Regions from separate parts of the Homo sapiens genome. Here region 1 is linked to region 2. Evidence: chromatin loops called from intact Hi-C (ENCODE). Cell type or tissue: pancreas. All regions are shown on one strand. Links, peaks and the distances in the headings refer to the core of each region. The heading gives the core; the rest is flanking DNA.

Evidence for each region. A loop is a pair of places that touch in the nucleus more often than their neighbours do. Peaks named below come from ENCODE experiments on the same cell type or tissue, not always from the same donor. Only the 100,000 strongest peaks of a DNase experiment are listed, where the experiment ranks them.
Region 1: a loop joins it to region 2, with 7 times the contacts of the local background. A loop is called at or near these places in 2 of 110 quality-filtered maps.

What each region holds. Positions count from the first base shown.
Region 1 is chr22:27,074,611-27,089,829 of GRCh38, reverse strand. No RefSeq gene overlaps it. Among named protein-coding and RNA genes, the nearest start is that of LINC01638, 140 kb to the left of the region's middle. In pancreas, for the core only: no CTCF peak of the experiment used is centred there; no DNase peak of the experiment used is centred there; H3K27me3 peaks cover 407 bases.
Region 2 is chr22:27,024,263-27,039,481 of GRCh38, reverse strand. It overlaps the pseudogene RNU6-1066P. Among named protein-coding and RNA genes, the nearest start is that of LINC01422, 130 kb to the right of the region's middle. RefSeq lists a silencer at 7,002-7,296. In pancreas, for the core only: no CTCF peak of the experiment used is centred there; a DNase peak (open chromatin) is centred at 6,901.

The sequences.
Region 1 (15,219 bases), core at 3,187-11,186, 50 kb before region 2:
CTGCCAGAAATGCTCTTTCTCCTGCACCCGCGTGGCTTCCTCCCTTCTTTTGCTAGGTCTCTGCTCAAATTTCACCACTTCCTCAAGGCCTTCTCTAATTACTTTTGATGTAAATTAGCAACTCCCCTGTCACTCTTTATCCTTTTCCCCCCTTTTAACTTTTTCAGAGAGCTCCCTGCACTCTGACATTATAGCACACATTTATTTATCTTGTAGTCCATTGTCTTCTGCTAGAATCAAATTCCATGATGATAAGAGCTGTGCCAGTTTCATTTGCTGCCACATCCCCGGGCCCTAGGACAGTGCCTGGCATGGAATTGGCACTCAGTGAGGTTGATTTATTGAATGGATTATTTAATTAGCTAATAACATGTTCTGTCACGTCTGTCACCTAGTACAAGGCACAGTCTTTCCCAACACAGGATGCCAGGTCCCTGGAAACACAGGTTAGGTGGGGGCTGTGGGGACTAAGAGTTGAACCAAACAGCCACACAGGTGATTATAAAATTTCATTTGGGCTAAGAGCTCGAAGAAGTCTCCCTGGGTCTGGTAACATATTTAAGTTGTTTCAGTTGTGTTTTTGTGGCTCACATCCAAGGTATCCTATCTGGCCCCATCAACTGCCTAGATGCCAGCTGAAGCTAGACTGGGTTTCTCAATTCTTTGCTGCCTCTGTCAAGGCTTCCAGCTCCCCTTCTACTGCCTATCTATGCCCCATGCCTTTCCTTGGCATGGAGAGAGGAGACACAGGGGGCAGGCAATCTTTGCCTCTCTGAGTTGGGCCTGGGCCTCGTTCATAGCATAAATATCTCTGAGTTGATTCTCCTACATTTTCCCATTCTTCCATTTGGGACCCAGGCCTATGGTCCTTCCATGCCTAGAGGAAAAAGTGCAGACATAAGCCAGGGGCCCTTCCTGTGTTTTGTTAAATGTCTTCCTGCCTGAAAATATGGCCCTAGATGTTCTCAAGAGGGGAAAGGAAACAGCACACTTTTGGGGCAAGAGGAATGCAGTTGGAGCACCTGGAAACCAAAATGAGGTTGAGGGATGGAAGGTGGGGAATGTACCTGAGTATATTGGGGAGGTGACCAGATCTTGGAAGGAAGAATTGTGGGTGAACCCAGGGAGGTGTAATCCTGGCTACAGGGGTTCCCTGAGACCCTCTTCCCCAAGTTCCCAATGCTCGCAGCTTGAGTATAGCCAATCATGGCTGCTGCAGATGAAATTTCCCTAAACAGTCACAGCAATATTTCCAATCCTACCTTATTCGAATGCCGTACCATATTCCATCAAGAAGTAAAATCTTTTCCCCCTCCTCTTGAACGTGGGAGGGCTTGTAGACTGCTCTGACAAATTTATATTAATAGTGATACTATGTGACTTCTGAGGCTAGGTTGTAAAGATGGAGCTTCCACCTGGCCTTCTTTGTCTTGGGATGCTCAGTCTTGAAACCAACTGCCATGTTGTGAGGAAGCCCAAGATCCATGGAGAAGCCACATGTGGGTGGATATTCTGGGCTCTAGTCCCAGATAAAGTCTTAGCTTATAAACCACCACAAATGTCAAATATGTGAGTGTATTAGATTTCAGAGATTCCAGCTTCCAGACTTCACGAATTCCAGTTGAAATCCTAGAGAACATGAAGCAAAGACTTCATGTTCAGCTTCATGTGGCCTGCCTGAACTCCTAACCCACAGATTCCATGAGCATAATAAATAACTTGTGGTTGCTTTACACCACTGAATTTTGGAGTCATTTTTTTACACAGCCAGAGTAATTGGGACAACAGCTATATATAAGAGTACCCAGTGCTAGGCACTGTCCTAAGCATCTTACAAATATTCATTGATTTAATATTCAAAACGTATGTTAGAAGGCCTATCAATATCTCAATTTAATAGTTGAGGAACTGAGGCACAGGGAGAAGAAGTAACTTGCCCAAGTGGAATTTGCACCCAGGAAGTCTGGCTCCAGAGCCCACACTGTTAACCACTGGGAACGGCAGCCTGTGGCAGTTTGCATCCTGATGATAGTGGTAGGACCATGAAGCTGGTCATTGGTGTCCCAGCTTGATATTTTCAGATACATGATTTTGAGGTCTTGCTGTTGTTGCTTGTGATCAAAATTAGAGGTCTTTCCAATGCTGTAGGATGAGATTTCACTGTCGAATTTAAGTTGATAAATTGATAGATAGATGGATGGATAGATAGATAATAGATAGGTAGATAGATATATAGATAGATAGATAGATACATAGATAGATAGATGGATAGATTAGAATGGATGACGAGATGGGTAGATAGGGAGGGAGACAGATTTGGATGGATGGAAAATAAATAGATGGACAAATGGGGTAGATAGACAGATTGAATGGATAGATGGGTGGATGAATGGACAGATAGTAAGTAGATAGATAAGTAGATAGATAGATTGTTGTTGGTGTTGTTTTTTTTCGTGTCAGAGTTATGGCCAAATGGTAAACATCTGTGATGTATGCAGGATCTAAGAAAGACAAATTAGAAATCGAGTCCCAGCTCCATTTTTCACGGACTTTCTCAAAACCTCAGTTTCCTCATCTGTAAAATGGGCATGATCCTAACCATGGCAAGGAATGTGACAAAGATTTACTGAGAGATAACACTTGCAGAGCACCTAGCATGGTGCCAGCACCTTGTAAATGCCTGGCTCATCCTTACCCCATCCTCTTGTCCGTGCCCTTAGCTTGTCCTTTCTCAGGCCCCCACCCCCTGCCCCCAGCTGGTCTGTGCTCCCAGGAGCTGTCTCACGCAGCGGGGATGCCCCATCACCCACTGCCTGAGAGCGGGGGGTCACAGAAGTGCATCTCCCTCTCCTGTGTGATGCCACGTTCGCTGGCAGCCTCCCGGCGCCCAGCACAGCTGCCAGGCCGGCACGCCTCCTTTCTCACAGCTGCTGGGATGCGACCTTGTCTATCAGGAGGCCCCGGGAAGCCTGCTGAGTATGCTCCCAGCTTGGTAGGTGACATAAATATTTTCCAACATGCAGGCAACAATCTGATTGGTGCCTTCCCTAGAGTACCAAGCTCCAGGCTTGGGGCTGCAAAGGCAGAAAGAAAGAAAAAAAAATTCCTTTTGCCAGTGAAGTCTGGCTCCTTCCTCCTGTGAAGAGTTTAACTCTTCCCGTCCCCGATCTCCTTGTGCAGTCCGCGTTCCCATTCAAACTGCTGACATTCAGCAGGATATTGGCGAGTGCTTACGGTGATGAGGACTGCCCTGGCCCCTGCCCTCCCAGAACACACAGAATATCCACAGCAGCATCTCAGACTTGACACATGTTAGAATGACCCAAGGGGATAATGACATAGTGGTTAGAATTTAAAATGTATTTTTTAAATAGTCCATATCTCTTAGAGATGCATACAGCAATATCCAAGGATGAAATGACACAGTGTCTAGATTGGCTCCAAATTAAGACAAGAGGCAGTAAATTGAGGGAGAAGTGGTGTAGCTAGAACAAGACGGGCTAGGAGTAGAGAGCTGTGGGAGTTGTTCATGCAGCTCAAACTTGAGTGGGCAGCAGAACCTCCTGCAGGGCTTGTCAAATGCAGATTTCTGGAAGCTACTCCAGATACTCACATCCAACAGGTCTGGGATTGGGGGCAGATGCTGCAGGTCTAACAATGCCAGAGGGTTCTGCTGTTGCTGCTACTAGACTACACGTTGCTTTATACTATCCTTTCTACTTTTGTGTATGTTTGAGAATGTCCATGGTAAAAAATTGTTTTAAAAATGTAAAGAATCCATTTTCAAGAGATGCTGAGGCAGGAGGCCTGGCGTGGGGTTTGGGAATCTGCATTTTAATGGGCTCCCTGGTGCTGCTGATATAGATGTTCCATGGTGCACACTTTGAGAAATGCAGGGCTAGGGCAGGCAGACAATTATCTTACCATGTAGTACGCACCATCCTGATGGCAGCCCCAGAAGGCTTCTGGTGAGTCCTAAACTGAAGCTCCACGGAGGAAGAGCTGAAGTTAGTTAGGTGATCATGAGGAAGGGGAGGATGCAGAGGGAATCACACATGCTAAGGCCCAGAGGCAAGAATCAGCAGTACATCTTTTGGAAATGGAAAGAATGATGCAGCTCAAGGAAGTGGGGGTAAGAAGGGGAAGATTTCCAGAGATGAAGCTGGAGAGGTCAGCAAGAGTCAGGTCATGCAGGACCTTGTGGACCATGCCAAGGAGTTTTGACTTCATCCCAGGGACAGTGGGAGCCATGGAGGGTGTTAGGGACCTAATGTGATCATATATGTGATTTGAAATAATGTTTCTGGCTGTGATGTTGATCATAGATGGGAAGGAGTAGAAGCTGGGAGACCCAATGAGGGGGCCTCAGTAGCAACTTGGCTTGAGATGACTGACAGAGAGATGTACAGATCCAAGGGCTCTCTAGGAGGGAGAATGAACAGTACTTGGAGGCTAGATTCTCAAAGGATTTAAAGGCATTTGTGTAAATGGTCCAATCACAGACTGTGATAACAGAGAGAAGGAAGACAGGATAATCTGGGGAAAATGACTGCAGGGTCTGAGGAACGTTTCCTACATTTGTCATTTAAAACCCTCCCACCCTAACCTTGGCATCTACATAAGGTCTAAGGTAGCTCTAGAATAAGACATTGGCTCTAAAAGCTCAACAACTGAGCTTAGTCTTCATCATTTTTATCTGTGTGACCAAGGAAGAGTCTTGTAACCTCCCTGGACTTCAGGCTTCCTGGCTATAAAATGGGAAGACACTACTCAAGGTTGATAAGGCTCAGAACTATGGGAGCTCATGTATGTGCTGAGAACATGTGTCTCCACCCAGCAAACTCCTACCTGGATTCAGAATCCATCTGAGGCATCACCTGCTCCTGCTAGCTCAGATGGGACCAATACCGCCCTTACAATCCTTTCAAATGTTAGGCATGTCTCTTTTGTGACAGTAACAACCCTAAAATGTTTTGTTTTGCTTTGTTTTATTTTGTTGTTTTGTGTCTGTCTTTCCTGCTAGATCCTGAGCTCGGAGTATCTGTGGTGACTAGCCTAGAACTTGACTCACGATAATGCTCTACAAATTCATTTATTTAAGAATTATTCAGTTGAGCCCCTACTATGTACCAGGTGTTGGGAAATACAGAGGTGAAAAATAATAAATGAATGAATAAATGAATGGAAATTTTGAAGCTCTGTGAAATGGAATAGGGGGGCTTTCTATCTGGCAGCCAACGGGATAAGCATTTTTCAAATGGACTATCTTGTTTAATCCTTGAAACTTTCAGAAGGAGAGTGTCTAGTTTCTAACTTTCAGATGAGAAAAACTGAGGCTTGAAGAGGCTAGGCCGGAAAAGATGCCTCAGCCAGGGAGCACTGCTAGCAGAGGTAAGCCCAGGGACTCTACATTCAGAGCCCATACTCTTAACCTCTTCACCCACTGCCTCCTTAGGTAACACTTTCCTGGAAGCCAACACAGAAAATAGAGCCTGGATAGTTATGTAATTCTCCCCAGCTCATAAACAGAAGCAAACCAAACTCCTGGGTGAGACAGGAATGTTCTTGCTTTGAAAGTGGAAAATAGTTGCATAATTTTTGTAGTTCTATTTCTTGAGCAGATACCCATTGTGGTGTTGGCATTTTCTTTTCTTGTTTTGTTTTTTTCTTTTATGTGTTTTCTTTCTCTTTGAGACAGGATCTTGCTCTGTTGCCCAGGCTAGAGTGCAGTGGTGCAATCATAGCTTACTGCAGCCTCGAACTTTTGGGCTCAAGCAATCTCTCTGCCTCAGCTCCCCGAGAAACTGGGACCACAGGTGAGCACCACCACACCTGACCAGGTTTTCTATCTTTTATAGAGATGGGGGTCTTACCAAGTTGCCCAAGCTGGTCTCAAACTCCTGGGCTCAAGCATTCTGCCCGCCTTGGTCTCCCAAAGAGCTGGGATTAGAGGTATGAGCCACCTTGTCCAGCCCCATTGTGTTTTGATCACAGTGGAAAGCAATCCGCATGTGTTAACTTCGTATGGGTAAACAGGGCAGATCCCATTTAACATAGGAAATATGCAGCACTTAGTGAGGTAGAGAGAGAGCCTTGCTTAATGTCATGCAGCAGAGATTTTAGGGGTCAGTGGAGTCTGCCTGACACCCAGGCCCAGCCTGGTCCCCCTCTATCCACCAGGCTGCTCCGACACCCCTCACCCTGGGGACACAGGACACTATAATAAAGAACGTGGTCAGGGCAGTTTTTACAGCAAACACAGGAGGCATCTGACCATGGTGGCTTCTGCTTCCAATTTGAATTAACTTCAAGGGCAAAACATAAAGTAAATAGATTCAGGCAGGTTGCAGCAGACCTACATGTCAGGCAACGCTAGGCATTTGGAGGGCCTAACTGCTATAAGGTAGTCTCAGAATCCCCTGCAGAAGGGAGGCCAGCATATCCCTCATTTTCTGGGCTCCAATGGTGCTGGGCCCATCCCAGCCTCTGAGATAACCAAGGAGCGGTCTGGGATGCAGCTCCCACAGCAGAGCTCTGGCTATGCTGTGATAGCTGGAGAGTCCAGCCCTGCTACTTCTCCCAGGCTGGCGCAGGTGGGGTGAGTGTACTAGATGTCACCTTGCAAATCCTCCCCTGGGAATATTGGGCTTTGTGGGGGAAAGTAAGGAAGGAGATCAACATAGATTCTCACTTTATTCAACCAAATAAATTCCAGATGGATTTTGTAAACTCAGAGTCAAATGTAAAATTTAATAAAAAATTTGCAGACAAAAATGGGGAGTTAATGGTACCAGGGAGAGGAAGGCATTTCTTAAAAAGAAAAACAAAGAAATGAATCACAAAGAAGGGGAAAATTGGATAGATTTGTGTACCTGAAATTAAACTGGAAAAAAATTGGTATGACTAAAGCCATCATAAATGAAATGAAAATCCAACTGGTGAACTGATGAAAAATATTTGCAACGCTTGTGATAAACAAATGCTTAGTGCCCTCAATATTTTTTTACAAAGCTCTTGCATATCTAATAGAAAACATTAAAACCCTTGGAGGAAAAGAGTCAACAGAAATGGACAGCTCCCAGAAGAAGAAATGCAAATGACTAAATGAACAGATGAAAAACATGCACATAGCCAATTTCACTAGGAGGAAATGGTGGGTTTGGAACACATTTTTAATGCGTTTATTTCATGTTGGCAAGAGGAAGTCAAGATAGATCCCTTGACCATGGCAGGAGGAAGAGTCATTTTTCTGGAAGGTATCTGGCTGCCCGTCGTGTACCTTAGAAATTTGTGGTTTCTGACCCAGTGATCCGATGTCCAGGAACTCATCTTCAGAGAAGATCGTAGACACAGAGGTTGGAATCGTCTTACATATTCATAGGTTGTTACGGATGGTACATAAGATGGAATTCTGTATGGCCATTTAGAAAACTTGTGAAAGACTAGTGATTAAGATATAATACGGTGAAAATACACAGGAAACTGTATTTTTAAAATGACTTTGATATGTGTGTGAGCATGTGTCTGGATGGGGCTACATCAATTCGGAAATATTAGTAGAAGGATATTCACCATAAAATTAACAGTAGGTTGGGGAATTGGTGACCATGTTTCATTTTCTTCCTTCTATTTTTGTGTATTTTTTTACATTTTTTATTATAAACACATTTTTATAATAAGAGAAAGTTTCCAGTCAATTCAGTAAAATTAGAAAAGCCTCCCTCAGTTTGGGGCCATTTGTGTTGGCAGGTGCCTCAGAAGGTGTGTATTGGTAAGGCAGCATTTCCCAGCCTCTGCAATCTCGGTGACTGGACACTCTGGGGCAAATAATTCTCTGCTCTGGGGGCTGTAGGATGTTTCATAGCACCCCTGGACGGTAGGGCCACCAGATGCCAGTAGCATACCCCCCACCAAATATCAAACAACCAAAAATATCTCAAGAAGTTGCCAAAATGTCTCCTCACGGGGTAGGGAGAGCAAAAATCACCCCCAGTTGAGCACCAGTGAGGCAGGGATAAGGAAGAAGTACTTTTCATCTGTTGTCTCTGGGGGTGCCATTCATCTATCCGTATTTTGTTCACTTATTCGTCCAGCAGACATTTTCAGATCCTTGTTCTGAGAGCTGGGAGACCTGAATTCTAGTTCCATGTCAGAATTTCACTGTGTGGCCTCAAAAAGTCATCTACGACTCATTTATTTATTTACCAAACACTCCCTGAGCCCTTCTTTGGTCCATGGCCCCGTGAAGGTGTTGTACATGGAGAAGCAGTGTTGCATAACCTCATGCTCTGCCCTCGAGGAGGTCACCGCCCAGTAGAGGCAGCCCCTGTATAAACTGGTATGTTTAGATTTAGTGGGATGAGTGCTCACTGAGGGATGTTAGAGGGAGATGGATGGATGAATGAAAGAGAGAGACACTAATTGACGAGAGCAACACAGATGGCAATGATTTTTAGTATAGCTTTTTGCCTCTGTACCACAGTTTACAAAGTGGAACATTAGACAAGAGATGGTATATTCGGTGGGATAACCAAGGAGAGTTTAACAATAGGATATTAATGACAGCGTTGGAGGAAGACAGAAAGAGCAATAGGGACGATGCAGCACCTTTGCAGGGAGGAGTAGCAGGGAGCCCTTCCAGCCCTAGGCTGAAGGGTGCTGGAGGAGGTGAGTGATACTGGATGCTGGAGGCAGCTGTGGCTGCCTCTGTGAGAAACACTGGGTAGAGCAACCTAGCCACAGCTGACCCAGAGCCAGGCAGGGAGGGAACAGAGGGAAGAAATATCCCAACCTCACTCCTCCCACCCTCCAATTTCCTGACATCACCTCCCATTGGCTGAGCCATACTGGAAGCCAGAGAGCAAGGGACACCGCTGAAATGGCCCACAGTCAGCTGCCTGAATCCAATAGCAGTGGGGTGGGGGAGAAGAAAGAGGATTGAGAGGGGCACACAGAAGATGTCCAACACAGAAAGCACCACGCCTAGCCTTCTCTTTCATCCCTACAACAGTCTTTTAAAGTAGATTTTATTATCCACCTTTTTAAAGAGAGGAAGGAAGCTGAGGTTCAGAGAGGTATGGTGATTTTCCCAAAGTCACACAGAAAACATGGAGATAGAAGAGATGGAGCTGGGATTGAAACCATAGTTTGCTTGAGCCTCTAAGCACCAGGCTTTGTAGTTAGGAGGACCTGGGTTCAAATCCCAGCCCTCACACTTAGTGGCTTTCAGCCTTGGACAATACCTGTGGGTCTCTAAATGTGCTTGTCCATAAAATGGAGTTAGCGATTCCTTCTCCAATGGGACTGTTGAGGGCTGGATCTGGAGTGTAAAAGGTGGGAGCCTTCCTGGATGGTGAGAGAGCTGACTCAGGCAGGCCACCCCCTGTCTGTTCCCCACCAGGCAGTTATTAACCAGAACATCAGATTCTGCATTATGCATGGGGCAATTTGTCCGCCTCCTCCTCCACCTGCAGAATCGATCTTCACGCTCAGCTGCCTCATTGAGATTCAGGTCTGCAGCTCTGGGACTCCATCCCGGCATCTGGTCAATAGCTTATATTTTTAATTTGTCAATAATCAGTCCAGACCTTGGCCAGAGCCCTGTGGAGGGCTCAGCAAGATTGCTCCGCCAGGGAGGGGGAGGCAGCACTGTGCATGGAGGGGAACGGACTCTGAGTCAGGCTGGCAAGCCCAGGTGAGTACCTGTGGTACATGTGGGTACCCACGGCAGCCTGCCTCTCAGACCATGTCTCAGGTGTCAGGAGGCCTAGGGAGTCATGGAACCTGAGTTCCAATCTCAGCTCTGCCACTTTAAGGGTAAGTGCATTTGGCTGGGCATGGTGGCTCACTTTTGTAATCCCAGCATTTTGAGAGGCTGAGGCTGGAGGATCTCTTGAACACAGGAGCTTGAGACCAGCATAAGCAACGTAGCAAGGTCCCCATCTCTACAAAAAATTAAAAAGAGGCCAGGCCTGGTGGAGAACACCTGTAATCCCAGCTACTTGAAAGCTGAGGTGGGAAGATTGCTTCAACCCAAGATTTTGAGGCTGCAGTGAGCTATGATTGCACCATTGCACTCCTAGCCTGGCAGGCAGAGCAAGACCCTGTCTCTCAAAATAATAATAATAATAATAATAATAATAATAATAATAATAATGATAGGTGGACTCAACCAACAGACTAAACCACTCAGAGCCCCCATTTCCCCATTTGTCTAGTAGTTGCTGTAGTAATAGCACACAACTCACAGGTTTGTAGAACAATCAAATGAGTTAATTAATACATGTGACATGCCCAGAACCGTGTCTGGCATGCAGTGAGCACATTACTATATACATTAGCTATTATTGTGATTGCTTTTAGGAAGTCACCCAAGAGAGAAATTGGTAAGTAGACAGTGATTATCAGCATACTTATGAATTCCCAATGCAGATGGGAAAGCTGATACTCACAGAGGGGAAGTGATTGTCCCCATTTTACAGATGAAGAAGCTGAGGCTCAGAGAAGTGAACTCACTTGCCCAAGGTCACACAGCTGGGGTCCAGTGGAGCTGGCACTGCAAGCCCACAGAGTCTAACTCCAGGCTCTATGCTTCTAACCACCATGTGAATAAAGATTCTACATTACAAATGTCAAAAACAAACCTTCCTGTCTTCATTCTTGGCATTTTTAGGTAATAAGTGCATTTCCTTCTTTTCTCCCTGACAAGCAGGCACCAAGTGCCCACAGGATGGCAGGGGAGGTGAGGAGAAGGGCAAGAAACTCTGTTTCTCCTCGTGGGTTCTTACCCATCCTGTTACTAAAGAAAACCTCAGCTCTTACCCGTTCTGTGCTCCTCCCTAAAGAAAAAGCCCAGGGGAGGCCATGGGAGCTGAAAGAGAGGAGCTTCAGGAAGGTAGTGTTGGTCAAGGAGGAAGCAGACTTCTGTCCATGGTGAGCAGACAACCTACAAAAGGGGAGAAAATGTTTGCAAACTATGCATCTGACAAAGGTCTAATATCCAGCATCTATAAGGAACATAAACACATTTACAAGAAAGGAAACCCATTAAAAAACTTGGTGAAAGACATATACAGATACATTCTTTTGTTCTTTTCAAAAGAAGACGTACATGCAGCCAAGAAGCATGTGAAAAAAAAGCTCAACATCACTGATGATTAAAGAAATACAAATCAAAACCACAATGAGACACCATCTCACACCAGCCAGAGTGGCTATTACTAAAAAGTCAAAAAAATAAGATGCTGGTGAGGATGTGGAGAAAAAGGAACGCTTATACACTGTTGGTGGGAGTGTAAATTAGTTCAACCATTGTGGAAAGCAGTGTGGTAATTCCTCAAAGAACAAAAACATAAATACCATTCAACCAAGCAATCTTATTACTGGGTAGATACCCAAAGAAATATAAATCATTCTATCATAAAGACACACGCATGCATATGTTCACTGCACTATTCATAATAGCAAAGGCATGGAATCAACCTAAATGCCCATCAATGGTAGACTGGATAAAGAAAATGTGGTACATACACATCATGGAATACTATACAGCTGTGAAAAAGAACAAGATCATGTCCTTTGCTGGAACGTGGATGGAGCTGGAGGCCATTATCCTTAGCAAACTAACACAGGAATAGAAAACCAACCATCACATATTCTCACTTATAAATGGGAGCTAAATGATGAAAACACATGGACACATAGGGGAACCACACACGCTGGGGCCTACCAAAGGGTGGAGGTTTGGAGGAGGGAGAGGATCAGGAAAAATAACTAATGGATACTAGGCTTATTACCTGAGTCATGGAATAATCATGTACAAGAGATGCCACAAGTTTACCTATATACCAAACCTGAACTTAAAATAAAAGTTAAAAATATATAGTTAGTGTTAGAGCCAGGACTTGAACACAGGACACCGAAGGCTAGTCCAGGGCTTTTTGTCTGTTCATGGCTTCTTGCCTCGACCTTTGCCTCTAACATCACATCTGCTTGATTCTTGATTCTGCTGTCACTGCCTGTGCCTATCTGTCTCTTCTTGTGGACTTCACTGTCAGCTCCATGGGACAGGGTCAGCCCCCACCATTCTTCTACAGCCCTGCCCAGAGAACCCAGTCCAAAGCTGGGCTCCCACCCATGAGAAGCAGACATGGTCCAGCAGTGAGCACTGGACTCTAAGTCAAAACACCTGATGTCATCACCTCCTAGACATGGAGTCCAAGGTGAGTCCATCCAGCCTTAGTTCATTCACCTGCTACCTGAGAGCCATGACACTTGCATGGTTTGGTGGATTGGAGGATTCTCTGAGACAACCCACATAAATGCTCCTGACACTATGTTGGTTAAAAAGCAGGCTCACAAGAAACATGCACTTCTATGGCTTTTCCTCCTGCAGCCTTTGGGACCCAGGAAGCCTTGGAGATTTTCTCCTATCTTCATCCTCCCATGCTCTGCTGTCTCCAGAGAAACTACCTCCTGAGTCTACATCTATTGAAAGACACTTTTCCACCAGAGAACTCCCCAGACATCAGTCGAATCCCCCATACATAGAATTCGGAAGCTGTTAAATGGCCCCAGAGAATCACGGAACCTCCTGGGACTGATTGTGAAGTGTGAATCACAGCAGGATGTGAGAGAGTCCCAGAAATCAGTGCTTCTGGAGCCTCAGCACTGATTTCTGACCCCTAGTCTGACCCCTTTCCCAATGATGAGATGGGAAACTGAGGCTTTGGGAGAGGGAGTGGCTTGTTCAAAGACCCAGAGCTACCGGCTGGTGCAGAGCTGGGATTCCGTTCTCTATGCATTGCACTATTCATCTTCTCACAAAGATGCTGGGGGAAGTGGGTGGCCAGGAGGAAACCCATCCTCAGGGCTTTAGACAACTCCAAGAGAAACAGGATCTCTCCCAAGTCTCCTAATGCAATCATCTTCACAGACTTTATTGAATGTTCAGTGAGGAAAGATGAGTTCTGGTCTATGCTTTGCTCTCAGCTTTCTGGATGAACACAGACAAGTCATGTATCATCTGTACATCCTAGTTACTCCGTCTACCATGGGTCATAAGTATTCACTGAAGTAATAAGCAGAATAGCTCCATCATCACCAACATCATTATCATCTCCTTCTCCTCTTCCAACTCTTCTTCTTCCTCCTTTTCCTCTTCCTTTTCCTTCTGTCTTTTTTTCTTCTTCCTTTCCTCCTCCACCTTCTTCTCCCTCCCCTCCTCAGTTCACGTTTATTAAGTATTTTTATCATACTCAAGACACACTTCAAAAACGTTTATAGGAAACTTAGGAGGAAGGTACTATTACCCTATTCTCCAGATGATAAAACATAAGACTGGAAATATTATTTGTTTGCATTGGGTCACCATAAGATCCCCAGAGAAGCAACCAGCATTTGGACCAGGGGGCCAGTCAGAGAGCAGAGCCGGCACCCTTCATTCTGCCCTGATCCTCCTCCCATGTGGAAGGGATTTGCCACTGACAAAACCCTGCAAAGCTTGGCAATGATTCTTTTCATTGATGCCCTTTCTGGCATTACAGTCCAGAGAAGTCACGTTTGAACCTAAGCATGACACATTGAACCTAAGCTGGAGGGCCAGCTTTAATTCTTCCTGCCTCTCCCTCGGCCGGGGCTGAAGACAGCAGGTGGGTTTGCTGAGTGGCACTCAGACGTGAAATGGGTCAGAGAACAAATGAGGAAGGAGAATTTAACATGTTTGGGTTCCTTTGTGGCTGGAGTGTAGCCATGCAAGAAGTGAATTGAGCCTACAGATTTCCCATGGGGCTGGGGTTGACAGAGAAGCCCTCGAGCAGGGACGTGGGGGAGCTGCTGCTCAACTTTTGTACTAGCCCAGGGTCCCTCCAGGTTTTCTAGACGTTGAAGGTGCTGTTCCACCTGCTGTGTGGCCCAGGCAGGTCACCTCCCTCTCTGGGTTCCAATTACTCTATCAGTGAAACAAGCACATTGGAGATGAGAAAGAATAGTGCTAACTTCCTTGAGTTTCCTGTGGACAAAGCCTTTATGCTGACTAGCACCAATTGGTACTATCTGTCAGGGTGTTTCTTAAAAATACCAATACCAGGCTCTGTCCCAAAACAACTGCATAAAAATATTTGGAGATTTGAGCCCAGGCATCAAAATTATTTAAAATTCCACAGATGAATCCAGCTGGTAGTTACTCTAGATTATCCTTCGAGCAAGGTTTCTGGGTGGCAGATGTAAATAGGCCCATTTGACTGCTAAGAAACTGAGGCTCAGACAGAAGAATGACCTATCTAAGGTCACAAGGTTGACTTATCCAAGGTCACAAGGGTGGCAGGGTCAATGTGAAGACGTAGCAGAGGCTCTGTCCAATGTGCTGAAACGGGAGGGAGGCAGCTCAGCAGATGTCTCTGAATTCTGACTGGAAGCTGGTGCACACATGTCCTGACTCCCACCGTCTCAGCCACACACTCAGATTATTTCCCCACAAAAGATGTTTTTCTCATTTCGTTTCTACCTTTCCCTCTCTCCATCATTCTATTCCTCTTCCGTATCTCTTTTTATAGATTCCTCCCTTCCTTCCCTCCATCCTTTCTTCCCTCCTTCCTTCCTTCCATCCTTCTTTCCTTCCTTCCTCACTCCCTCCTTCTCTCCCTCTTCCTTTCTCTCTTGATTTATTGCTCTCCTCCTCTCTTTTCCTACCCCCTGTCTCTCTCTGTCTCTGCCTCTCTCCATTTATCTCAGTCTCCATCTATCTCTCACCTCTTTCTATCTCTTCCTCTACCTCTCTCTTTGTCCCAATCTCTGTCTTCCCAGCTGCTCCCTCATAACTCTTGACTGAAGTCTCTTCCCCACCCAGCACCTCTCCCTCTGGCTTTCTTGCTGAGGCCAAACACCAATCTCCAGTCCAAGTTCTCCTTCCCTTTCCTCTCCTAGCCCTTAGGAGAAGTCCAGTTTCTCCCTATGACTCCAGACAGGGATTTAGAACCAGGGATGTGCCTTCCTTTCAGTCTCTCATTGTAGAGAGAAGTACAGGGAAACAAACCCCCAGAGGGGCTAATATGTATAGTCATATCAAGAACCACTAATGTTTATTGGGCCTTTGCTAATTGCTAAGGGCTTTACAAGGATCGTCTTCTTAAATCCCTACAATAATCCTATGAGGCACATACTATGAGTTTTTCTACTTTTCAAATGAGAAAATTGAGGCACACGGAGTTAAAGCAATCAATT
Region 2 (15,219 bases), core at 3,067-11,066:
GCACAGTAATATACTCTCAGTCACTGTTCAATGCCCAAGGGAATGGTTTAAGGCCCTCCACTGGAGTGAATATTTTTATGCAGGCTATAATTTCTTTTAAGACCTTCACAGCATTCCTGCAGCCTCCACCATGCCCTCTCCTCCAGAGAGCACACAGAAGAAAGAACAGCCACTTTCTAATGAGGGGAGCCACGAACTTCAGGCAGAGAAGATGGACTGAGCCACCCCTGGGGCTGAGGGCAGGAGCTGATCTCTCACTGTCTTCTATTTTGTCCCCAAATCTATCATCTGTAATAATAATCACGGCAACATTTATAGAATGCTAACCCTATGCCAGCGTTATTCTAGGAGACCAACGCATATCTCATTTAATCTTCTCAACAACTTTAAGAGGCTGGTAACCCATTTTACAGATGAGTGAACTAAAAAGCAAGTGCTTTTCAGAAGCAAGTGCTTCACAGAGAAAGCAACTGCTCTGTAACTTGCCCACAGTCACACCACAAGCAAGGGGGAAGCTGGACTAGAAACCTAGGGAGTCTGGGATCTATCCACAATGCCAGCCTACCTTCTACCCAGCAGCCAGGGGCATCGCTCCAAAGAGCAAACCTGATCATGTCACTTCTCAGCTCGAAACCCTCCCAAGGCTCCCTATTGTCCTTGGACCAGAGATCAAATCCTTCCCCACTGTGTCTGCAGGCCCACTTCTCCATCCCTGTCTTGCCCCCTGCTCTTCCTGGCACTGAGCATGCCAGCTGCACTGGCTTCTTTTGTGTTTCTAGAAGTCTCCACGATCTTGATCCTGCCACAGGACCCTTGCACCTGCTGTTTCCTCTGCCTAGATCATTCTTAGCCACGTATCTTCAATCCACCCCCAGCTGGTTAATTCCATCTCACCTGAACACCACCTCCTCAGGGAAGCCTTCCCTGACTGCCTCTCTTGGTCAATGCCCCCATAACTGCCCCTTTGTTCTATTTCCACATTTCTACTTTTACATTGGTTTATGTGATTATTTGAATCATATCTGTCTCCCCAACTAGACTATGAGTTTCAGGAGAGCAGATACAATGACTATCTTGTTTACTGACTGATATGGTTTGGCTGTGTCTCCACCCAAATCTCACCTTGAATTGTAATAATCTCCACATGTCAAGGGCAGGGCCAGGTGGAGATAATTGAATTATGGGGGTGGTTTCCCCCTTACTGTTCTCGTGGTAGTGACTAAGTCTCACGAGATCTGATGGTTTTATAAACGGGAGTTCCCCTGCGCAAGCTCTCTTGCCTGCTGCCATGTAAGATGTGACTTTGCTCCTCCTTTGCCTTCCACCATGATTGTGAGGTCTCCCCAGACATGTGGAACTGTGAGTCAATTAAATCTCTTTCCTTTAAAAATTACCCAGTCTCGGGTATGTCTTTATTAGCAGTGTGAAAACAGACTAATACACTGACATTTTCCCAGTTCCTGAAATCATTGACTTCCCAAAATACTTGCTGACTGACCAAATAAGTAAGTGAATGAATGAACGAGAGAGGAGATGCAGGGAAGGAACAAAGCAACCTGGTTGGCAGACCTGTAGGGCCCAGACCAGGGTAAGATGAGTGGCATGAAACTTAAGGGGCACCAGAAACCTCAATAGCCAAAATAAATATTTTAATGTGGTATTTTTAAAAATCAAATTTAATGGAAAAATCCACATTGAACAAAGTCTAAAAATTCTAAAAAAAGCTTTATGAAGAAACATTTTGGAGGCTGAAGCAAATGGAGAAATCAGTAATACTCATCCTGTAATGGTTTAAAATGTTGATCTTCTGCTCATCAGGAATTCATTTGCATTAACTTTCTTTTTTAAGTAATGTTTTATTAGTGTTATTTATCTTGACTACTGAACTTTTTGGTGCCCCTTAAGTTTTGTGTCCAACAATTGTCTCACTTTAGTCCTGTCTGGTTCCAGTCCTTGCTTTGTCATCGGAGAGCTCTGCAACCTTGAGCCAGTTACTTGACCACTCTGGTCCTCTTGATCATCATGAGTAGAGGTGGAGTGATCAATGCAAGGTGGCCCACAGTTGGTGCCTTCCTGTCTGAGATGGCAGTCATACAGCATCAAGCATGATGCTACAGGGCCTTTGCACTTGCAATTGCCTCTGCCTAGAACACCACCAAGAACTCGTAAATAGTAACTACCCATGAGACAGATATGCATCAAATAATCATTTCTACTTCATGGATGAGGAAAGTGACGCTCCAAGATATCAAGTGTGTTGCTTCACATCGTGAATTTTGTAAGACATGAGGCTGAGTTTTGAAGGCTAAACCTGTTGTTCTCTCCACTGGCTCCCCAAGTCCACTCCCCAAGTCCAAACCCCTGCCCCAGTGAGCAGAGTTGGAAAACACAGTAGGGAAAGGACAGACAGTAAGCAAGAAGCAGAGATAGGATTGCAACCCAGGTCTCCTGCGCCCCAGCTGAAGCACTTTTCTCAGCCCCATAGTGCATTTGAAACTTGCTAAGATTTTTTAAGAGACTTTGCACTGCCAAACCAAGAGACCAGTCAACTATGTCGCCCTATAATGGAGGCATTGGAGGCGTCTTTCAATCGTCAGTGCTGGAGGGGTCCTCCCTCTGTGATGGCTTATACTTTATACAGCCTAGAGTTCTTTCTTCTCTGACTTCATAGAGCTACCCATTCCCTTCTAGAAGCATGAAACAGTGAGGGACAGGTGTTCTCCCCAAAAGATGCTTTTGGTGGCAAACTCTTTAAAAACAATCCTCTCCCAATTCACCCACCCCCACGCAAAGTTCACTCTGTTATCATAGGAAGAAAAGTATTGTGAATACAGCACAAGCTGTGTTGTTGGACAGAGGTGAACTTGAACCCAGCTCCACAGCCACAGAAAGTCCGTTCACCTCTGCTGCACCAGTCATTTGTTAAAAGTGTACTGGGATGTTGCAAGAGTTATAGAAAGCCATACATTCATGTATGCACCCACATATATGTATTCAGTTTTTATATAAACGGGATCATATCGTGCGCCCTCTTTTGCAAATGGATTTTTTTTTCACTTATTGTTTCTTGGTTATCTTAGTATGCGTCTTAAGAATGCACGCTTTAAGGCCAGGTGCGGTGGCTCATGCCTGTAATCCCAGCACTTTGGGAGGCCAAAGTGGGCGACCAAGAGGTCAGGAGTACGAGACCATCCTGGCCAACGTAGTGAAACCCTGTCTCTACTAACAACACAAAAATTAGCTGGGCATGGTGGTGGGTGCCTGTAATCCCAGCTACTCAGGAGGCTGAGGCAGGAGAATTGTTTGAACTCAGGAGGCAGAGGTTGCAGTGAGCTGAGATCACGCCACTGCACTCCAGCCTGGATGACACAGCGAGACTCCGTCTCAAAAAAAAAAAAAAAAAAAAAAAAGAAGAAGAAGAAGAAGAATGCAGGCTTTAGAGACAGATCACGTGGTTTAAATCTCAGGTCTGCAACATGCTGGCTGGACAAATGTCCTAACATGCTTCACAAATTTGCATGTCATCCTTGCACAGGGACCATGCTAATCATCTGTATATCATTTCAATTATAGTGTATGAGCATGACAAATGTCCTAACGTCCTAATCCCACCTTTCCTCGGTGTTCACATCTGTTAAATGGGAATATTAATCATGTGCAGGTGTATCTGAAAGGATTAAATGACGGAATGCAGGGAGAGTGCCAACTCCTATTTACGGCTGGTAGATGCTGACTAATATTATTCCAAAAATTTGCTTTGGTTATTTTCAGCTATTGTATGGTATTTCAGAGCGTGCTTAACCTTCATCCTGTTTGCGGATATTCAGGGCTTTTCTGTATGTACTATAGAACTGCATGTCAAATTGGGGGATGCAGGTTCCACTTGAAATTGATCACAGCCATTATTGCTCAGAAATTGAGTGGTTATGAAGGCAGGAAATATACAGGAGGAAGGTTTGTTTTGTGTATAATGTTGATGTTTTACAGTAAGAAAGTGCTCATGGAACTGCTCGTGAAAGAGAGAAAAAGAAAAAGGTAGAGAAAGAAAAAAAGAAGGAAGAGGGGGAAAAGAAAAAGATATAAAGGGTGGTAAATGGAGTGTCAAATGCCAGGCACAAGATCTTGAACATATGAGGCCCCCTCTCAGAATGGTGGCAGTTACAATATCATCATCCCCTCCTAACAGTCATGATCCCAGGCCAGGAGCAGTGGCTTACGCCTGTAATCCTAACACTTTGGGAGGCCAAGGTGGGAGGATCACCAGAGGTCAGGAGTTCGAGACCAGTCTGGCCAACAAGGTGAAACCCCGTCTCTGCTAAAAATACAACAAATTAGCCAGGCATGGTGGCAGGCGCCTGCAATCCCAGCTACTCAGGAGGCTGAGGCAGAAGAATTGCTTGAACCCGGGAGGCAGAGGTTGCAGTGAGCTGAGATCGTGCCATTGCACTCCAGCCTGGGCAATAAGAGCGAAACTCTGTTAAAAAAAAAAAAAGTCACGATCCCAAAGTTATGTGGAGTTTCACCAATCCAAGACCGTGAAAAAAATCTTTCAGGCTCGCTGTTCTGAGGCAATAATAAAGGATGGCAGCATGTGTGCATGTCTGTGTGTTTATGTGCATGCACATGTGCACGTGTGCATCTTTGCATGTAATTGTGTGTAGATGTGTGTGAGCCTGTGTGTATCTCTATGCACGCATGTGTGTGTATTTGTATATGCATGCTTGAGGGTGTGCATCGTGCATATATATGTACTTTTCTGCAAAGTGATTTTTTTTCATCGATTGCTTCTTGGGTATTTTAGGATGGGACTTACTCTGTGTGTCAGTGTCTGCATGTACGTGTGTATGGATGTGTATCCTCATGTATGTGTACACATCTCTGTGTGTGTGTGTGCATACACATATGTGCATGTGTTTCCTCTTTGGTCGACAAGAATCCCAATAAATGAGATGATGAATAATGGGTGCAAAATAGTTTTGAAAACTGCCCATTCTATACATATGTAGCTAAGGGGAGTTGACATTCATGTCCAGGATGCAAAGCAATCCTGATTGATCCCCCTCTCCACCTTCCACTTTCCCTTTGCTTCCCTTAAATTCTCTAATTGTCATCTCCATCCACACAAAGAGCAGTGGATCCCGTAGCATATAACCTTCCCTGACTTAGTCATTTGAGAAAGCCAAGGTTTCTGGTTGATGGAAGATCGCCTCTAATTATCATCTTAAAAATTATGTTTGGGATGAAAATCTCTGTAAAATGCACGATGCTCTTTGATAGTTTGGGCAGTGGCCCTTGAACTAAATCTCAGAGCTATCATTATGAGCATCATTTATTTTCCAGTGAGAAATGAAAGGCTCTGTACAATGAGAAGTGGTCTCCCCCTTTGCCCCTTCACAAAATGGCCCTAGACCGCTCAGTTTTTGCCATTAGTGAGGCTACTTTCAAATAATCCTACCTATTTCTGATGCCCATGAAGACACCACCAGCCACCTTTATCGGCCTTTATTACCTGCAGCTTTTCCTTCTCCCTTTTTATTTGTTGAATTCAATTTGTAGACAGGAAGGTCAGCTAACCACCTTCGTTAGTACTGTGCGCAAACCAAGAATAGCTAGGCTCTAAGTGAGATCCAAGGGCTGCAGATTAGCATAAAGGATTTAAAACATTAGGATCCTTGCTCTTATTGGTTGTTGGGTGGACAGTAAAAGTTCTGATTCATCAAATTAAAGGAGCTGCACCAGCTGAACCAGGGCTATGTCTATATTCCAGGTATTGTGCTAAGCATAGGGGCTCAGGGATGTCAGAGGCTTTCTGGATATGACATCTGAGCATTCGAGAGGGGTGACTTTGTGGGGGTGGGGGTTGATGTTCCTGAATAAAACATGGTCTCGGCACTTGAGATTTGGATCCATTTGGCAGTACCAAACATTTATGCTCACACAGTAGATACACAAGTATAGATGTCAACACTCAGAAAGAAACACCCACACTCATATATCAGGCAGTGCATTCTGAGGGCTAACCAGGGAGTGTGGCAGCTGTGCACCTGAGGCATTTAGGTGCATTGGGCAGGACAGGAAGGCCCCTGCCTACTTTTCCATCCATCCTCTTCTATTTCAGGGGAGCATTTCATGGCAACAGACTAGGGAGAGTGACAGGAGACCTGGAATTTAGCCTCTGTACCCCAAATGACTCTTACGTGATTGTGACTTTGAGTATGGCCCTTCTCCTCTCTGGGCCTTTATTCCTCCACTTTAAAATGATGAAATTGGACCAGATGATATCTGAGGCACACTTGAGTTTAAAACACTCCTTGAATCTGATTCTAATAATGTGAGTGATAATAATAAGCATCAGGTATTGGGTGTTTACCACATTCTATTTCTTCCTCATTTAGCCCAATAAAGTCGATGCTACTTTCCCAGTTTACATGTGAGAAAACTGAGGCTACAAACAATTAAGAGTCCTGCCCTAAGTCATGCAGCTAATTAGTGTCAGAGCTGCAATCTGGACCCAGGCAGTCTGGCCCCAGAGTCCATGCTCTTAATCACCGATGGGCTGTGCTCCTGACAGCCTGTAAATTCACCGATCTGGAGTCCTGCAAGAAGGGTTACTTCCTGTCCCCCCTCTGTGATTCCCCATGCCTTCGTTTGGGTCTTTGTTAGTAACATCTCAGGGCTCACAAGGGTTGAGACAGAGGGAAGAGGAGAACCAGGGTCTCCGATGCCTTGGAACCCGAGGCAGGCTGGCACCCTGAGGTCCCCGGGCACAGTTTCCCTGCACGTTCATCTGGCGCCGGCGGGCAGATGGGTATGCTGGCCAGTCCTGTCAGCCTGCCAGCTGGCCCAGAGCACCCGGTGGCTGGCACCTCGGCCACTCGGATGGGCTGCCGGCCCGCCTCCCACAGGCACGCAGCTGGCAGTGAGGAGCAGATGGGCCGGCCGGCCGGGCCGTTGGCTCTCCGTTACGCTGCCAGCTGGCTCCGCTGCACTTGGTGTCTTGGCACCTCTGGGCTGGCGTCGGTGGGCAGGAGGGCTGACATGTTGGCTTCCTATAGACGGGCAGCTGGCACAGGCAGCAGAGAGGAGGGTTCCTCGCCCCCTCCTGGCTGCTCCCTGAAATGGCCAGGGGTCATGGTCAATGGGAACTGAAGCCAGAATCCACCCCGCTGTGACCTGAGGAGTTTGCTGTGAGAGCGAGCTTCCTCTCCCACGCCTCCTAGGATCTGCATTGATTTGCACAAGCTCTGGCCTCCCCAGGACCTGACACCTTCCTGCCCCTGACTCCCAGCGCTCTAGCCTCCTTCACCTGGCAGGGAAGGATTGTCCCCCGGCAGGGACCCACAGCTCCTGCCAGCTTCTCTCTGTCTCCCTTGAAGTTGGCTCGCCAGTCCTTTTTCAGCTTGTCTAATTCAAAGGCTCAGCTTCTGTGAGTGCCGGAGAACTGGACTCAGCAAAGGCTGGAATCCTGATGAGATGCTCCATGAAAGCCCAGGAGTCCTGGTTCCAGTCCTTGCATGTTCTCATGGGTGCTGTGAGAACATGTGCTTCCCTCTTCAGGCCTTGGTTTCTCTATCACTTCTTTCTTATTACCCATGAATTCTTATTACTAATGAATAGTTCAGAATAAAATAAAATCCTGCCTCGAGGTTTCTAGATAAACCGTAATATGTTCATGACCCCTGACATTCTAGGTGCAAGCTTATGCATTTGGATGGTGTTATCTGTTGAATTGTGTCCCCAAAATGATGTTGAAATCCTAACCTCCCAAACTTGGGAATGGGACCTTATTTGGAAATAGGATCTTTGCCAATGAACAAACTAAGATAAGGTCATGGGGTATATCCTTATCAAAAGGGGGAATTTGGACACAGACATACATAGAACAAAGACGATGGAAAGATACAGGGAGAAAACAGCCATCTACAAGCCAAGGACCCGTGGGACCACAGGCAGATAAGAGAGAGGCTTGGAACATATGCTGTCTTACAGCCTTCAGAAGGAGCCCACCCTGCCCATACCTTGATCTCTAACTTCTGGCCTCCAAGCCTGTAAACAAATAAATTTCCCTTTTTCTCAGCCCCCTGGTCTACAGCACCCTGTCATGGTAGCCCTAGAAGACCAACACAGGTGAGCATGCCACCTTCTGGGGGATGGTTCACACATTTCATCAGGTCATCATGGGGGCTCATGACCCACCCCACCTCAAATTACAACCATTAATGTCGGTCCCAATCCTACATGGGCTTCCCACGAGGTAACATAATAGCTGTCCTGGCCGGGCGCAGTGGCTCACGCCTATAATGCCAGCACTTTGGGAGGCCAAGGCGGGTGGGTCGCTTGAGGTAAGGAGTTCAAGACCAGCCCGGCTGACGTGGTGAAACTCCATCTCTACTAAAAATACAAACTATTAGCCAGGCGTGGTGGTGCACACCTGCAATCCCAGCTACTCGGGAGGCTGAGACAGGAGAATCACTTGAACCCAGAAGGCGAAGGTTGCAGTGAGCCAAGATCACGTCATTGCACTGCAGCCTGGGTGACAGAGTGAGATTTCATCTAAAAAACAACAACAGCGACAACAAAAAAAGCTGCCCTGAATCCTTCAGGCAGCTGAGTTCAGGTGCATTTTACCTGCTGCTGAGAGCATCCTGAACCACCAACCCTATTCAGGGACAGTTATTTCAGGGGCTGACTCTACTCATGGACACAAAATGGCTGCAGAAGCCCCACCATCACCCCCAGATCCAATCACACTTAGAGATACATTCTGAAACACTGCATAATAAAGTATAAAGCACAGAAATGCATATAGCAGCATGGTTTGGCTATCCAGGGGATGCTTTATTCAGGCAAACTGAACCCATTACCCATGATTTCAGATTTAAAGGAAGTAAAGATCAGCTCACTTTCCATATCTAGCTTTGGATGTGATATCAGAAGACCTGGGGTCTAGCCCGCAACCCCCTTATTTTCTAGCTTTAGAGACTAATTCTGTAGAGCCTTCAACTGGAAAGCAAATAAAAATATGAATCAAGTGACTTCAAGTGTGGTGGCTCATGCCTGTAATCCCAGCACTTTGGGAGGCCAAGGCAGGCAGATCACAAGGTCAGGAGATCGAGACCATCCTGGCTAACACAGTGAAACCCCATCTCTACTAAAAATACAAAAAAAATAGCCGGGTGTGGCGGCAGGCACCTATAGTCTCAGCTACTCGGGAGGCTGAGGCAGGAGAATGGCGTGAACCTGGGAGGTGGAGCTTGCAGTGAGCCAAGATTGCGCCACGGCACTCCAGCCTGGGCGACAGAGCGAGACTCTTTCTCAAAAAAAAAAAAAATTAATATCATGTCATCTTTTAATTCCACTTCTGGGAATCAATCTGAAGATGTGTATCAAACTATGGAAAAAGTTTTATTTAAGAAGGTGCTTATTGAAGCAGTTGGTTTGTAAATTTAAAAAACAAAAAAAGTGAAACAACTGCCCTGGATGGGGTTGGTGGTTTAGGACATTCTCAGCTGCAAGCAACAGGCATCTTAACTCAGCTGCCTGAAGGGGTCAGGACATCCACTATCTTACCTTATGAGAAGCCCAGAGTGAGAGTGCACTGAGAAGGTGCCTGCAGTTGTCCTTTTCTACATGTTAGCTTTATTGCCTGGGCTCACTTTCCTCATGGACACAAAATGGCTGCAGAGATCCCAGCATCACACCCAGATCCAGCCACATTTAGAGAAAGAATGGGGACATTGCCTCATGAATGCCTCTTTGTAAAAGCCAAACAAAGTTTCCCAGGGGCACCCAGCAAAATTTCTTTATATCTCATGGCCTGTGATCGTGCCATATGTCCAGGTCTTAACCAATCTTGAGAAGATAAATAAAGTGGCTGTAATTGGATTGGTCAGTCAGGGCCTGCTCTCTGAGACTGGAGGCAGGGCTGGCTCCAGGACACAGATGGTGGACTTGGACTCTATGAGGAGGAGGAAAATGGGTGTAGGAGCTCAATGTCTAGCAGGCAGTCAACAGGATGGTGTTGTAGTCACTGGTTGTAGGTCAGTTACAATTAAAAAGTTAAGATTATGTTAAAATTAGATGGCAAAAATAAATAGGTGATGAAGATTGAGATGTACATGGCAAGGGTTATCATCAATGGAGAAATGCATTCTTGGAAATCGGTAAGACCAGCACTCCAGTATGATTGGCAAATATGAGCATGTCAGTGGAATATTAATATCCACTAGCCCATGAGAAAAGTACACTGATATCACTAATAATCAATATATTTTGCTTACAACACTGGCCAGGTTCATAGAATCTGATTTTTTGAGGAAACAGGCACTCAATAGCATTAATGATGGATACACAAATGGGAACAGAAAGTTGGCCTTGATGTCACGCCTGTTTATTTTTTTAATTAAGGTGAAATTCACATAACATAAAATTAACCATTTTAAGGTGAATAATTTCAACAGCATTCTGTACATTTATGATACCATACTACCATCACCTCTACCTAGTTCCAAAGCATTCTCATCACCCTAAAAGAAAATCCTATACCCCTTAAGCAGTCACTCCCATTACCCCTCCCCACAGCCACTGGCAACCACTAATCCACTTTCTGTCTTTGTGGATTCACCTATTCTGGATATATCATACAAATGATGGATCATGTGATCTTTTATGTCTGGCTTCTTTCACTTAGCGTGGTGTCTTCCAGGTACATCCATGTTGTAACATGCATCAGTTCTTCACCCCTTTTCACAACTGAGTAATGTTCCATTGCATGTGCCTGCTTTTTGACCCACCAATTGCACATCTGGAAACTTATCCCAAGAAAATGATCATGAAATTGTGCAGAGAACAGCTACCAGGATCTTTCTGAACCCATCATTTCGAAGGCCACAAGATGAGACTTGGGAAAGTAATTATGATTAGTCTATATGTGACAGGATATAAGGAAGACAGCATCCATTATATTACAGCAGAATATTTCACAATACCAGAAAGTACTTACAATTGCTTTGCAGCCTTTTGGCTAAGATCAAGTATTGAAACTACTTGTGGCATGGTGGTATTTCTGTTAAAAGCGTATTATAAAACCTTGTGTTCTCTATGACCCCCTTGTCAGTCATTGCTTCCGTTATAGAGAGCATTTGTGAGGTATGGAACATCTACTGTGCACCAGGCACTGTTCAAGGTGCTGAATAGAAAGCAGTATTTAAATAGACAGAATTGCTGATTTGGGGTAGCATGCAACATTATTGTGTGTGTAACTTTGGTGGGGGCTGATGAATGGGCAATAGGGGGTCCCCTGGGGGAAGGAAGGAGGTGATATCCACGTACTTTGAGAGTCTAAATGTATAAGTAGAAAAAAGTATGGGTGGTAGATTATGAGTAATCTTTATTCCTTTCTTTTTATGTGCTTGTAATGTCCACATATTTTTCAGTAAAGATGTGTGTTATTTTTATAATCAGAAAAAAGAAAGCTGACTTGTAACTGGTAGGCTTATTAAGAACTAGCTATATTACAACACCAAAATGAATAGAATTGAAATGTAAATTAAATTGCAGAATTTAAATATTGTAGACCCTATGCTTATAATCATATATATGTGTGTGTATATGTATATATATACATGTGTATATATGTATATATATACGTGTGTATATATGTATATATATACGTGTGTATATATGTATATATATACGTGTGTATATATGTATATATATACGTGTGTATATATGTATATATATACGTGTGTATATATGTATATATATACGTGTGTATATATGTATATATATACGTGTGTATATATGTATATATATACGTGTGTATATATGTATATATATACGTGTGTATGTATACATACACACATATGTATATACATATACGTACACTTACACATATATATATAAAGCTATGTAAAGACCCAGTTTCTTTATATCATAATTGACACATAGTGCGTATTCAATAAATTCCTGTTGAATGAATGGATTATTTGTCCCTTTACTTCCTATTTTTTTTTATTTTCCACATTTTCCTCAGGATCATGTGGTTCCTTTTTTTGAGACAAAACATCAACCTATTATTGTTTTATTTTTAAATTTTAGTCATATAATACATTTGCAAGGTAAATAAACTTTAGCGTAAGGAGCTAAACAAGACCAGGTTTACACGGTGTCTTCTGCCTCATCGTAGGCCTTCTAGAAATGTTTGTCCCTTTCTTTCTCCCTGGAGGCCTCTAAAAAAGATCCCGTTTACAAGAGAAAAATTGACTCCTCTGCAACTGTTTCTCTCCTGCACGTCTGTGATATAAATCACAGCCTTCCTGAAGAGCATCTTCAGAGCTCATAGACTCTCAGAGTTGGGGGGAACCTTGAAGATCCCAAATCCTTTCTCACTCCACCCCAATATACAGATGAGGAAACTGAGGCCCATAGAGGGAAAGAGACCTGCCCAAGGTCACACAGGAGACAGTGACAGAGCTGGAATGGGAACCCACTCCTTACTTCTTACAGTTTACTTCCTCCATTGTACTGGCAGCTGCCTCTGCCAATTTTAGCATAAAGTATGCTCATGGTGTTGGGAGGCTTCCTGCTTCTCGGGACTGAGTGTGTTAGGCTTTGTGGAGGCCTTGGTTTCCCTACACAAACCCACCCTTCCACTGGAGGATGCCTTCATCCTTGCAAAGAGACAAGGTCCAGCTTCAAGAAGGGAATCTCTAAAAGGCTCCCTTTCTGCCTTTGCAGTTACTGCAAAACTCTGACCATGAAGGCCAAAAGAGACATGTCTACAAATGCATTTGATGTTTCCTGAGGGCCTCCCCTGGGCCAGTTCCTGTGCTGGGCTTCAGGGATGCAGAGACAGGCACAAACCCTCCTCTGCTAGTGGAGGAGAAAGACACATGAACAGATGACACATAAACATGATGGAGCAAAATCCCAAGTCCCAGGGAGACCAATCTCAGGAGAGGGGCTGATGGTGTTTTAGGGCAAACCTGGATAGAAGCTTCTATGAAGGCAATGACCTTAGCAGCAAGTTCTTGAAGTAGAAACTCCTAAATCAGAGTTCAGAGATGGGACTATTGAGGCCAGGGAAACCATTGACGTTGTAAACAAGACGGTGAGAATGTGCATTGTTTTCCTTGGGAAAGGGTGTACAATTTCCCATCTGGTTGGTAAAATGGATTTTAGTCTCTGCTCCTCCACAGGGATTTTAAGAAGCACTGTCTTACTGGATAAGGAGGCATTTCAACTTACAGCAACAGTGTGTCCAGTGACAAGGGATGCAATGTTATGTGGCATGTTGGAAAAACAGAGTCCTTGAGGACGGGGCTCCTGGATGGTGGCAGCAAAGCATGGGAATAGATGGGGCCTATATCAAGAACCTCACACTAGGAAAGTTTTTACCGGGTAGATGCATCAGGAAGCTTTCTTGAGTCCTCTGTTGATTTCAGAGACAGTCTTTTGCATTTCATCCTCTGCTTTAAACCGCTGATTGCTTAAGATTTCCTAGAGCCCTGTGGTCCCCACCCGGCCCTGGATCAGATTAAGAGCCCCCCTCTTCTGCAAAACTGGCAATGCTAGCATCCCATATTGCAGAGGAGGAAACTGAGGCTAAGAGCAGAGGATGTGGATTGCCCAAAGTCACACGGTTGGAGCAGATCCTGGGTGCACCTGCTGTCTGCCACCCTGGGCTACCTTCTACACAACCTTGAGAGCACCTGCCCACAGCCCACAGCCAAGCCCTGCCAGAGAGACCCAAGGAAGGGGCTGTCCACACCCTCCCTCTCTTCTGCCCACCTCTGCATCCTTACAACTCCCTGGCCATGTATAAAACATTCCTAGAAACCACTTATTTCTCATGCATTTTCCATGAGGTTGGGCCCAAGTTAAAACATATAAACATAAAAATATCAAGAAGCCCTTTAAAAAAAAAGAAAGAAAGAAAGGGCCATGTTTCATAAAATACCAAGAGACCAATTTCTGCACTTGCCCTGCTCCCCTGGCCGGTCACCCAGGGTTGTTCATTCTCTCCTCCCTTCTCTTGCCTGCTTTTCTCTCTTCTATCAACCTTTCCTCTTTCCGTTTCAACTTCACCTTTTCCATTTTATTTTTCTCTCTTCTTTTTCTCTTTTCTGGGCCCCTTTCCCCATCCATTTACCTGGCTCTCAAAGCATTCCTCTGTCTTCATTTCCACCTGTATTTCTCTGGTTTTTCCTGGCTGTTTTCCTATTTCTCTCTGTGTGTGTGTCTCTGATTCTGTTTCTCTGTGTCTTGCTGAGTAAGCATCCTTTGTTTTCTCCTTGCTTGGTTTCTGACAAGGTTCCTTCTTGCCCCTCCTACACCCATAACAATAGCTAAAGGTAAAAGAAATGACAATGATCCCAAGAGTTGGTGAAGATACAGAGCAACTGAAACCCCAGGCACCGTTGGTGGAAGTGTAAATTGGTGCAACCATTTTGAAAACTGGCAGTTTCTACTAAAGCTACAGGTCTATTTACCCTGTGACCAAATATCCCATTCCTGGGTATATTCCAAGGAGAAATGAGAACTTCTATTACCCCAAAGGCGTAGAAGAGAGTTTCATGCCCACTTGACTCAAAATAGCCCAAACTGGAGAGAGTCCAAATAACCATCCACAGGAAAATGGATAATTGAATTCTAATGTGTTTATGCATTGGAATATTGCACAACAATGATAACAATGAACTACCGCGACACGTAGCAACATGGATCAGTCCCCAAAACTTTGTTTTTGAGAAAAAGCCTCAACACAAAATAGTATATGCTGTATAATTCCATCTGTTTAAAGTTCAAGAACCGGCAAAATGAATCTATGTGCCTGAAGTCAGAAGAGTGGCCATCTTTGAGGAGGTATGCTTTGACTTGGGTGGCACAAGAAATCCTTCTAGGGTGTTGGAAATGTTCTATATATTGATCTGGGTAAAGTACAAACATGGGTAAAATATTCATCAAGCTGCACATAAGATTCGTGCAGCTTAATGTAAGTTATAACCCCATTTAAAAATAAAGAAAAATAATAGTACATAGAATTGCTTATTATAATCATTATGCTAATAATAATTTTTATGATCACAATTGGCAAATAATTTAGACTCAGGGCCCATAAACTCATACATGTTTCCGATCCCACTGATTAAGATGAGGGTGGGCATTTGGGTCCCCATGGCTGAGAACTCATCTTCCTACTAGACTGAGTCAAATCCT